Linked DNA regions of Homo sapiens: region 1 is linked to region 2. Evidence: read pairs that join two places in POLR2A ChIA-PET (ENCODE). Cell type or tissue: Caco-2. All regions are shown on one strand. Each heading gives the region's core, and the rest is flanking DNA. Links, peaks and the distances in the headings are about the cores only.

Region 1 (5,361 bases), core at 214-5,213, 77 kb before region 2:
GTGGGAGGTGACACCTTGAGTCCCTTTGGCCACCCATATTGTGGGTGGTGAGCCACATCCTTTGGGCCTAAGAACACTGAATGTGGCAATGACCTAGAGAGGTCCCCAGACTCTGCAGGCAGACAACCACGTGCTCATCCTACCAATCACAGCCACCCAGAGACCCAGGCCCACCACTCTCCACCCGTGGTAGCGGCTCAGGCCCCTCCCAGCTCACTGATAGATGTGCACGGATGGTCTCAGGCCTGACGGGATTGGCCAGCTAGGCATGTGCAGGGCTCAGTAAATCCCAATGACCTAATGCTGGTAGCCCCTCCATAGACCCCAATCTGGTAGGACCAGGGCTCTGTGGGAACGTCTCCCTTCCCGTCCCCACCACACCCAGTTCACCTGCTTTGGCCGGCCCGGCTGAGTGGCCTGAAGAGATGCCCTCAGTCTCCTCCAGGGCCTCCTCCTCCAGCTCACATCTCCCCCTCCACCCTTCACAAATCCCACAGGAGGACTGCCCTACCCTACTCCCAAAGGGCATGGTGGGCCCAAGGTCAGCAGTCATGACATCAGTGAGGACTGCGGGGCACAGGCTGGGCGGCCGGGCAGTGACCCCAGTTTTAATCCTGATCCAGCCAAGCATCATCCCTGGGCTTTGGGCAGAACTCCAGGCTCCACCTGTTTGTGGCTGGCCGGCTGGAGCCCCAGATGGGGCAGTCTGTGGGACATTCCAGTGGGGAAGGGGGAAAGGAGGCACCCAGGGGGGCAGCACCCGGCTGGGAGCAGGGCTGGCACACAGCAGACATCTTGCAGGCCCTCACCACAGGGACCTCCCTGGGCCCGGCCCGGGACCCCTGCCTTGACAACTGATTCCAGCCTCTGTCCACCCTGCGGACCTGCCCGGGGAGGACACCTGCAGGGCCTCAGATCCATCTGCAGCCGGAGTGAAGCTGTTCATCCGGGCCCTGCCTTGGACCCAGCACCCTCCCGAGACTTCACCCCGGGTAAAGGCTGCCCTCCTCCGATCCCACGCTGGGCCCCTCAGCCAGCGGCCTTACCGCATCCCTCCTCATCCCTCCGGTCCAGAGGGTTCCTGGGTCTTGACTCCAACCACCCCATCAACCAAACAAGGAACCCCTCTAAATAGACGGTGTGTGTTCAGTGCAAGGGCAGACCTGAGCCCTGGCCCTGGCCCATCCCACACCCTGCACCGCAAGCTCCACATCTGCTCCACTCCTGACTGCCCCACTCCTGACTGCCCCACTCCACAGCCTGGCTAAGGCTGGTGGCCAACCACACCTGCAAAATGGCCGCCGCAGGTGCAGCCCCAACCCCCACGTGGACCCCAGAGCTTCCCTTCAAACCCTCTGCTGCCTTCTCACACCACGAGGGTGCTGGCATGGCTTCCCTGGCAAAGGCCCCGCCAGCCTGAGTGCGACCTGGTGTCCCGCAGAGCCGAGCACGGTGTCGCGCTGTGCGTCCCCAGGGTGAGGCCAGTGCCAGCCCTGCGAGGCAGGGGCCTCTCCGCACCGCCTCCTCTCCGCAGCCGCAAGATCCAATCCGCTTGCCCTGGCAGGCCTTTAATTCCAGCAATGCAGGCACCCCTTGGAAAGGGCTGACGCTTGGGGAAGGGGTCCTCCAGTCTCTGGGGGAAAGTCCCTATTCCCGGGGACGTGGGCGCGCATCGGGTCCGCGCCGGGCGACGTCGCGCTCGCGCCCAGCAGGCCCCATGACTTGGCATTCCCTCCTTCCCCTCCCCCTCCCGCCCCTGCGGCCGGCAGGGCCCCCCCAACCCCACCTACCGGCGCCCAGCGCCCCGCTCCTGCGGACCCTCCCTCCCGGCGGGGATGCTGCCCCGGCCCTTCCCAGCGAGAGGGCAGCGCGGCTGGTTTGGGGGAAGTCAGCGTGAGGAGCGGCTTAAAGCGGGAGTGCGAAGGTCTTCGCGGCCACTGTTCCTTCGTGTCATCCGAGCCCGGGCGCCGGGGGCGCGCCGCCAGCCTAGACCCTGCGGCCCCGCAGCCCCTCCCTCGCCGCCGGGCCACACCTGTTACAGGGGCGCTGGCTGCTGAGACGCAGGCAGTGCTCGCCGGCGGCCCCTCCCAGGTGCTGGGTCTTTCTGGAAGGGAGCTGGGGTCTCTGGCGTGGGAGGGGGTGATGGGCAGGCCGGCCGTGCAACGAAGCGGGTGGCCAGGCCCCAACGCCGCAGCCCCCGCCCCGCCCGCCTGTTTTGCTCCCGGCTCCAGCATCCGCCCTCCCCCACCCCGGGAACCGGAGCAGCTGCCCGCGCCCGGCCGCCCTGCGCGCTCTCCCCTCGGGCCGAGGCGCTGCAGCCGCGCACCCTCCCAGGTGCGGCGTCAGCGTCCTCAGCCCCGCTCACCATCCCTCCCCTCCCCCGCCGTCTGGGCGCAGCCCCTCCCGCAGCCCCGCCGGTGGCTCCTCTCCAGGGAAGCGGAATAGCCGGGGAAGGGCGGGGGTATCCCGATCCCGCCGGCCGGGCGAGCCCTCCCGAGGGCGACCCCCGCCCGCCTAAGCCGAGGGTCCCGCTGCAGCCGAGATCGCGGCAAAGGGACCTTTTCCAGCGGCACCTGAAGGGCGGACACCCCTGAATTTCCCCCATTGTTCTCTGCGGAGATGGAGGAAGGTCTGGAAGTGAAGGGGCCTCGCAGTGCCTGCGCTTTGGGCGGCAACAAGGGCGCCGGGCCGGAGCTCCCCGCCCTGGGCGCAGTGGGTGCAGGTGCGGGCTGCGGGCGCGGGCTGCCGGGCGCAGGTGCGGGGCGAGGGGCGCGGGCGCGGGAGGCCGGGCGGGCGGCGGCCTTACCTCTCCGGCGTCACTGGCGGCGGCCCCGCATGGGCACTGGCATGGGCGCGGGCTCTCGAGCCCGGAGCTGCTGCCGCTCGCCGGCTGCTCTGCGCTGTGACGGCGCCGCCGCGTGACGGGCTGCGCGCCCCCGGCCCGGACCGCCCCGCGCCCCTCCCGAGGCGCTGGTTGGCTGCGCGCGGCGTCCGAGCTCCAGTCGCCAGCTGGTTTGTCGCGCGGGGAGAGGGACGGGCGACGCGGCCGCCGCGGGGATGGGGCTGGGGACGGAGGGGGCCGGGGCCGGGCTGTGACGTCACCGCTGACACCGCGGCGGGCCCCGCGGAGGGTGGGGGACCGACACCCGGCTCGGACGCAGCGTCCCCTCCCCCGGCGTGCCCCTGAGACCTCGCGGGGGAGGGACCCGGCGGCGCCCCGTCCCGAAGCCCCGCGTGCACCTGAACTTGCCCGCGGACCCCTCGCCGGGCCGTCCCCCACCCTGGCCCCTTTCGAGTGAAATCGTAAAACGTCCACCTGCCCCCGCTCTGAGCCAGCGACAGACGCATCGTGGGGGGCGGGCGGGGCTGGGGAGGGAGGGCTCCTTGCGCCAGGGATGCTGGCTCCGGGTGTAACAGGTGCGCGGTGAAATCGCATCTTGTGTCGGGGCCGGGGCGCCGGGGGAAGAGCAGCAGTGACCCAGGCCCTCCCCGCCGGATGATGCAACCCGCCCGCGGACCCGCCGCCTCGCCTCTACCGCGGCTCGTGGGGACCCCCCGCCCTCCTCTCGCCCCACCTCTCCAGGCCCCCATTGTCCTCACCCCAGCCTGTCCAGTTTAACTTCCTTGGACCCCCAAGTCACACGCCGCTCGGGGGCCACCCCGGCAAACCCCAGCCTGCGTCACCCGCCCCCAGCCGCCTTCCTAGTTCCAGGGGCTGACTGGTATCTCTGTGCGCGCCACCGTCCTCCCTCCACCGTCCCAGGGCTGGGCAACTTCGACAAAGCCTCTGGGCAGCTCGCCCATGGGAACCTCCCCGCACTGCGGTGCGGGGGTGCACGGATTTCGGGCCACCCTGAACCCCGGGGCTGGGTCCCCTCCAGCCCAGCCCCTGCCATCGAGCCCCTGCCATGGGCATCCTGGCGTCGCCTGGCTAAGCCTCCCTGGCGCCCAGCAGGGGCCTGCGCTGCCCTAGCGGCCTCGCCGTTAACCATTTCATCCACACTCCTGGGAGAGCCGGCTTCACCTCAGTCCCGACAGCTGCGTGCGAGCGCCTTGCAGGTGGCTGGGGGAGATTCACATCCACTTCTGCAAGACACGGGCCCCCCACTCCCAGCCCCAGCCCCGCCGAAACCAGCTAGACAGCTCCTCCTCCTTCACTATTTCCTGGAACCGCCGGCATGAAAGAGAAATCAATTGTTCTTCCTAACCCTGGCAGAAACAATAAAACCATCTGGGCTTCTGGGGCTGGGGTCTTTATCACCTCCGTTTTCCTCATGCTTTTTAATCTGGCAAGTTCTCTATTTCTCGAGGCAATAGACATTTTTCTAGGAATTAATCTATTTCACGTTAATATTTAAATGACTAGCATATCTTTTTTTCTTTATATTCTGGCTTTTTATGGTTTTGTTTGTTTGTTTTGACAGGGTCTTGCTCTGTCTCCCAGGTTGGAGTACAGTGGTGCCATCTTGGCTCACTGCAGCCTCAGCCTCCCCAGCTCAAGCAATCCTCCCACCTCAGCCTCCCTAGTAGCTGGAACTACAAGTGTGTGCCACCACGCCCAGCTAATTTTAGCATTTTTTGTAGAGACAGGATTTTGCCCTGTTGCACAGGCTGGTCTCAAACTCCTGAGGTCAAGCCATCCACCCACCTCGGCATCCCAAAGTGCTGGGATTACTGGCATGCATTTGGCCTGTATTTTGTTTTTTGCATTTTTCTCTTTTAATATTTTTAAATATTTTCAGAGCTCCAACTTTTAGTTCTGTTAAACGTCTTTCCCGTTATTTCATTTGCTTCTGTCTTTCTGTATTATTTCCTTCCTTTGTGGTTCTTTGGATTTGATCTGTTCCTCTGTCTTGAACCAAATGCTTAGCTCCTTTTTAAGCCTTCTGATTTTCCAATAGATCTACTGTATTAAAAGCTACAAAATTCCTTCTACAGAACTGTCTTGGCTGAGTCTCACAAATTTGGACATAAAATGTTTTCATTATCATTCATATCTAATATTTTCTACTGTTCCTGATGATCTCCTTTTAAACCCAGGGTTATTTAATAATGTTATTTACTTTTCAATAGTGTTTCTTTAATTATAACCTTTTGTTACCAGGTTCTAATTTAATTGCATTGTTGTCAGAGAACAAGTCTGTATTCAGTCAAGATCCTGGCAGGAAGCAGATGGCACACTCAAATTGGGTAATTTGAGAAGGGTTTGATAAAGAGACTATTGATAAAGGTGTGGGCAGGAGGTCGGAGAGCCCCAGGGGCTTGGTGGCACTGCAGCCTTACTGCCTGCAGGGAGCGGGGCGGGCAGAAGCAGAGGCTCAGGTGGAGGGGTGCAGCCAGCCAGAGTTTCCTAGGAAGGGA
Region 2 (5,361 bases), core at 188-5,187:
GGGCTCAGACTCACCCTGGACCATATCAACAAGGCCCCAAAGGTGGGCCTGGTGCTGTGGCTCACACCTGTAATCCCAGCACTTTGAGAGGCCCAGGTGGGCGGATCATCTGAAGTCAGAAGTTCGAGACCAGCCTGGCCAACATGGTGAAACCCTGTCTCTACTAAAAATACAAAAATTAGCTAGGCGTGGTAGCCCATGCCTGTAATCCCAGCTACTCAGGATTCTGAGGCAGGAGAATCGCTTGAACCCAGGAGGCGGAGTGAGCCAAGATCGTGCCATTGCACTCCAGCCTGGGTGACAGAGTGAGACTCAGTCTCACAAACAAACAAACAAAAGGCCCCAGAGGAGAGACTGAGGCCAGCCCCTGGTCCACGCAGAAGCCCAGCCTCAGAGCCCACTTGGGGCTCAAGACACCAATAGACAACTCAGCCATAAGCTGATAAGACACGGGCACACACCTGCACACGCATTCACACCCCTGCACTCACGCGCACGCAGGCAGGCACACACACACCCCTCCCACCTGGTGCAACATCATCAGACACTGGAAGTGGGCACGGGATGGCCTCGGGGAGCCTCGAGGTCACAGGCTGTGACTGGCAAGAGAGCCGCCTGCCCAGAGCCGTGTGAGGGACCCTCCTGCAAGGCCACCAGTGAAGCAGCTGCCCCAGACTCCAGCCACTGGACGACTGGCAGCCGTGGAACCCCCGTGCAAACACACACGACACGGAACACGTCATCTGTCTTGTTACAGGCATTTGGAGCTGGAAGACCTAAGTGAGGTCTCCCGACTTCTGTGCCCCAACACACTGTTCACACTTGCACAGTGTCACACACGTGCACACATGCCTGTGCGTGCAGTCACACACAGAAGACAGTCGCCACCCTGTGTGCACGTACATGGCAATCACACACATGTGCACTCACACACTTGCACACAGACACCCACACAGCAGCCCCTCGGTACACGCAGATACGCGTGCAGAGTGGGCTGTGCCTGTACCTGGTGCGATGAGACTGTGGTGCTTGCAGTGTACGATGGCTGCTACCAGCAGGTCCTTGAGGACACACAGGACCTTGCTGGGCACAATGTGTCCACGGCACTTGGCGTCACCCTCCGAGGAGGCAGTGAAGGTATCCTCGGTGGTCCACCGCTCCAGGCCAGCCCCTTCCCTGGGCACACCCAGGTGGCATAATTCAAGGCCATCCTCCGGCTGGGTGGCCTCTGGTTCCTCAATCAGTAGAGCCTCGGCATCCACCCACAGGGGCACCTCCATGTCCATTGGGTCCTCAGAGGAGCGCAGGGCGAACTGGAAGGCCTCCAGGCCACGGGAGTAGTCCACGATGAAGCGGGGGTCCAGGGCATGCACGCGCTCCAGCACCGTGAGCAGCACGTTCTCTGCGCGCTGGAAGTCCTGGGCACGCGGCGCCTCCCGGGACCGGATGGCCTGCAGGTAGTGGTGCCACAGGGGCACCTGCACGGCCATGGCTGAGGTGGGGAGAGCAGGGGCAGGCATCCCTTCAACAGTGGCAGGTGAGGGCCAGTGGCCCCTGAGGAGGACTCCGCAGGCCAGCTGTGCAGATGGGCTGTGAGGAGGCACCTGCCCAGGTGAGCAGCAGGTCTGCAGGTGGGGCCTCAGCTCCCACACAGCAGAATTCCAGAGTGACAGCACAGTGTGGCAGGTGAAATAGCTGAACTATTTAAGGCCTTTGAAGTGGGGGTGAGTCAGTCCCCAGCAATTGGGAATGTCACAGGGGCCATGCAGGGCAGGCGGGGGCTGGGTTTGGTTACCACCCTCCTCCCTCCCTTCAGAAGAGCTCTCTCATCTTAGGCCCAAGGCACGGCCCCTGTCCCAGCCAGGCTTGGGGTCCCTGGAGAAATATTGCCGCTGGACTGTGCCGTCCCTGGGATGGGAGCCTCTGTGTGTTGCTGATGGGCCTCCTTCCACCCTCCTCCCCACAGCCCAGGGGCCGGGTATCTGGATCAGGCCCCCCTGCCCCAGCCTCCCTGCCAGGTTGGAGGGAACACAAGGCACCCCGTGGCTCAGTGAGGAAGGGGAGGCAGGGCGGTGGCTGCCCAGACCCCGCTGTGGGGGAGCCCCCGACTCTCTAAGGCTGCCTGGAAGGCTGGGAACCTGGAGGCTGCGTCTCTGCAATGTTCCCCTCAGACACCTGTGCCCGGCTTACAGGCTGCAGTCCTGGCATGGCTCCTGCCTCTGCCCCAGCTGTGCATCCAGCCATCTGGGCCCTGGACCCCTGGGCTACCAGTCCCCACCCCACCCCACCCCACCCTGCCCAGCCTCCAACCTGAGAGGAGCTGGCACCCACCTAGCCTGGGAGCTGGAGCTCGTCTGGTTCTGGAGAAAAGCAGTCTCCGTGGCTCCACCTCACCCAGGTGGAGAAACTCGCCCCACCATCCCCCTCCAGCACCTGCACCAGGTACCCTGCCAGCCCCGCCCCCCTCCCCTGCTCAGGGCCGTGCAAGTCCCAACCAGCAGGGAGCCGCCCCATCGACCCTTGGCCCTGCCAGCTGGCCGAGTGCATCGGGTGCTCAGCCACAGGGGTGTCTGCAAACAGTGAACATGGAGATGGCCCCACAGGGGCGTCGTGGAGATGCTGCCCCTGTAGCCACCGCACGTGGGCCTCTCACCCCCCGGGGAGCTGCATCTGAGTCAGAGCTGTGGGCAGAACCAGGATCCCAGGAGGGGTGGGGCAGGGGGCAACAGCCACTCACTTCCTGGTGCTTGGAAGCCCCTATGAGGGGCTGCAGCCCAGTGAGCGGGTCTCTGCTTCCATGCCTCCCAGGACAGGGAGCTCACCACCTCACAGGGTAGCCCACGGTCAAGCGAGAGACAGATATCCCTCCTCCAAGCTGGCCCACTCCTGTTCCCTGGAGTTGCTTAGAGCACGTGTCCCCCTCCCCGAGGGCAGCCATTCAGGTTCAAGGCCCCATTTGTCCTGGGCCCTCACCCACGGCCTGCCTAGGTCCCCACACACAGCCGTGTGCCACACTCCTCCATCTCCACAGGACTCTGGCCTGGGGGAGGTGGACGCTGCTGCAGGGCAGCTGGGGTCCTACCCCTCACCCTCGGCCGCAGTGGCCCAGGGAGCTCATCTGCCTGTTCTGGGCCTTGGCTTCAACATCTGTGATTTGATGACACCTTCAGTGTCCCAGCTCCTCCTTCCCAGGAACCTCCCGGTGTTCTGAATTCGCCCAGGAGACCCCCAACCACACCCCAATCTACCCAAAGTGCCCAGGGGCTCTGAGCCATGGGAGGGGCTCGGCTTCTCAGCCCCCAAGCTGCTCCCTCCAGTGGCCACAGAGCAGGGCCCTTCTCCCTCGGGAGCGGCCCCCAGGCTTTGCATCCTCCTTTGCCCCTAAAGCCCCCTCTCCACTGCTGTCAACACCAAGAGCACAAGACCATGTCCCCCCTTTCCTCTCTTCAGCAGGGGATTCCACCTGGCTGACACCCTGTCCTGTCCTTCGCTGGCTCTGGCCTCCTGGCTCCCACCAGTTCCTGAGCTGAATCCAGCTGGTTGCCCCAAGGGACCCCACTCTCTCCACCTGTGCCCCAGCTGAGGTCAGAGCCTCTGATGGGCCAGGCCCCATCCTTGCCCCTTGGCCCTTCTGGCAGGTGGTGAATGACATGGTGAGCTCCCTATGGCTGGAACGGTGTCACACTCCTCAGTGTACCCTAGAGCCAGGCACGATGCCAGGCACACAGGAGCATGTGGAGTACACCAGGGAACTGTGGACAAGCAAAGGTCCCCGGGAAGCTGGACCTGTGGGAGAGAGAGGAGAGCCGCTGCTGACGGAGGGGATGCGGGCACCCGCCCTGGACGGCTGGGCAGCTTTGACCACAAAGGGGCCAAGTGCTCCAGAGGCCTTCAGGCAGCCACTAGCCACAGTGCACCCAGGACTCCAACTCTGACCCCAGGAGGGTAGCGTGGTGAGGGTGGGGAGGGTCAGAGAAACCAGACGTGTCCTGGGGCCTTGGCAACTCAAGAAGGGGTTCCTTGGCACCTGTGGCAACCGCAAATGCTCAGATGGGTGTTGATTCAGTCTCTCAGTAGAGCTCAGGGCCAGAGCACGGATCCTGTATTTCAGGAAGTCCCGGATGTGCTGGGAAAGGCGGGGTGGGAAGCAGACATTCCGGCCTGAACAGAGTCCCAGGGCTGAACCTAGGGAAGCAACAGGGGCACACCCTGAGCCGTGGGGGCTCCACGCAGCTGCAGCCCACAGCAGGGGCATGTTTCCAGGGGTGCGACAGACCACGGCGGAGGTAAAATGACAGAAGTGAATTCTCACAGCTCTGGAGGCAGACGTCCAAGAGCATGGTGTTGTGTGGCTGGGCTCCCTCCGGAGGCTCCAGGGAAGCGCAGCTCCCACCTCTCCCAGCTCCAGTGCAGCCGCGTTCCTTGGCCACGTCTCTCCATCTCCGTCCTCACGTGGCCCTCTCCTGTGGGCAGCTGTGCTATCTCTTTCTGCTTCTCTTACAAGGACACTGGGGAGACCATTTAGGGCCACCAGGCCGTCCCAGATGATCTCATCCCATAGGCCTCCCACAGTTCAGTCTGTTACCACGTAAGATCTCAATTCACCCACGGTTCAGTCTGTTACCGTGTAAGGCCACACTCTCTCCTGTGCTTTATAAGGTCCTGTTCACAGGTTCTGGGGACTAGGAGGTGGCTGTTCCTCAGCCAGCTACGGTCAGCAGCCCCCATACCACCGCGTGCCAGGAGCCCTGCCAGGGCGCTGCCTGCAGGGACCCTGTGCTTGCTGCCCCTCCCCTAGCCCAGCCACCTGTTTGGGAACAGTGGGCACAGCTCTGTGCAGCCTCAGGCATGCAAAAGCAACCAAGACAGGAGTCTCCAGCCGAGGTCTACACCAGCCACCAATGCCTGCAGTACTCCGGGAAGGAGACCCTTCTTCTGCATCGGGCCCTTCTCTCCAGGACACTGTGGTCCGATTCAGCCAAGGTGCCCAGAGTACCTGCCAGGCCTGCTCAGGCTTAGGTGCGGATGCAGAAAAGTCAGACTTGAGCAGACGAGCTTGGCACCATGGTGTGGCCTGAGCAAGTCGCTGCCCCGCCTGGGCTCCAGGTCCTCAACGGACAGTGAGGAGTCCACAGGAGACAGACTCTCAGACAGAATCCAGCCGCCCAGCGCCCAGACGCCCTTTACGCAGATGCCTCTGCGGGGAAGCAGCTTCCGTGCTGACATGAGCAGTCTGGACTTCAGGATAAAGCTGCAATGCTCACCACGAGGGACAAACCCGCGTCCTGACGCCCAGAGCACATGCCCGGCCCCTGCGGCCTCCCCTTCATGGCCTAACTCTGCATCAGGGTGGCGAATAAA

The links. ChIA-PET counts read pairs that join two places held together with the same protein. Peaks named below come from ENCODE experiments on the same cell type or tissue, not always from the same donor. Only the 100,000 strongest peaks of a DNase experiment are listed, where the experiment ranks them.
Region 1: POLR2A ChIA-PET joins it to region 2 with 8 read pairs; 2 of 35 experiments call an interaction of 5 or more read pairs at or near these places.

What each region holds. Positions count from the first base shown.
Region 1 is chr2:240,817,316-240,822,676 of GRCh38, forward strand. KIF1A (kinesin family member 1A) reads right to left here and starts at 2,904. Exons shown (of 49, transcript NM_001244008.2): 1 at 2,807-2,904. RefSeq lists an enhancer at 3,316-3,890. In Caco-2, for the core only: no CTCF peak of the experiment used is centred there; a DNase peak (open chromatin) is centred at 3,041; H3K4me3 peaks cover 1,870 bases.
Region 2 is chr2:240,894,478-240,899,838 of GRCh38, forward strand. It overlaps MAB21L4 (mab-21 like 4), which reads right to left and starts at 1,679. Exons shown (of 5, transcript NM_001085437.3): 1 at 1,007-1,679. The coding sequence starts at 1,520. RefSeq lists enhancers at 307-942, 2,215-2,850. In Caco-2, for the core only: no CTCF peak of the experiment used is centred there; DNase peaks (open chromatin) are centred at 1,664 and 2,504; H3K4me3 peaks cover 2,497 bases.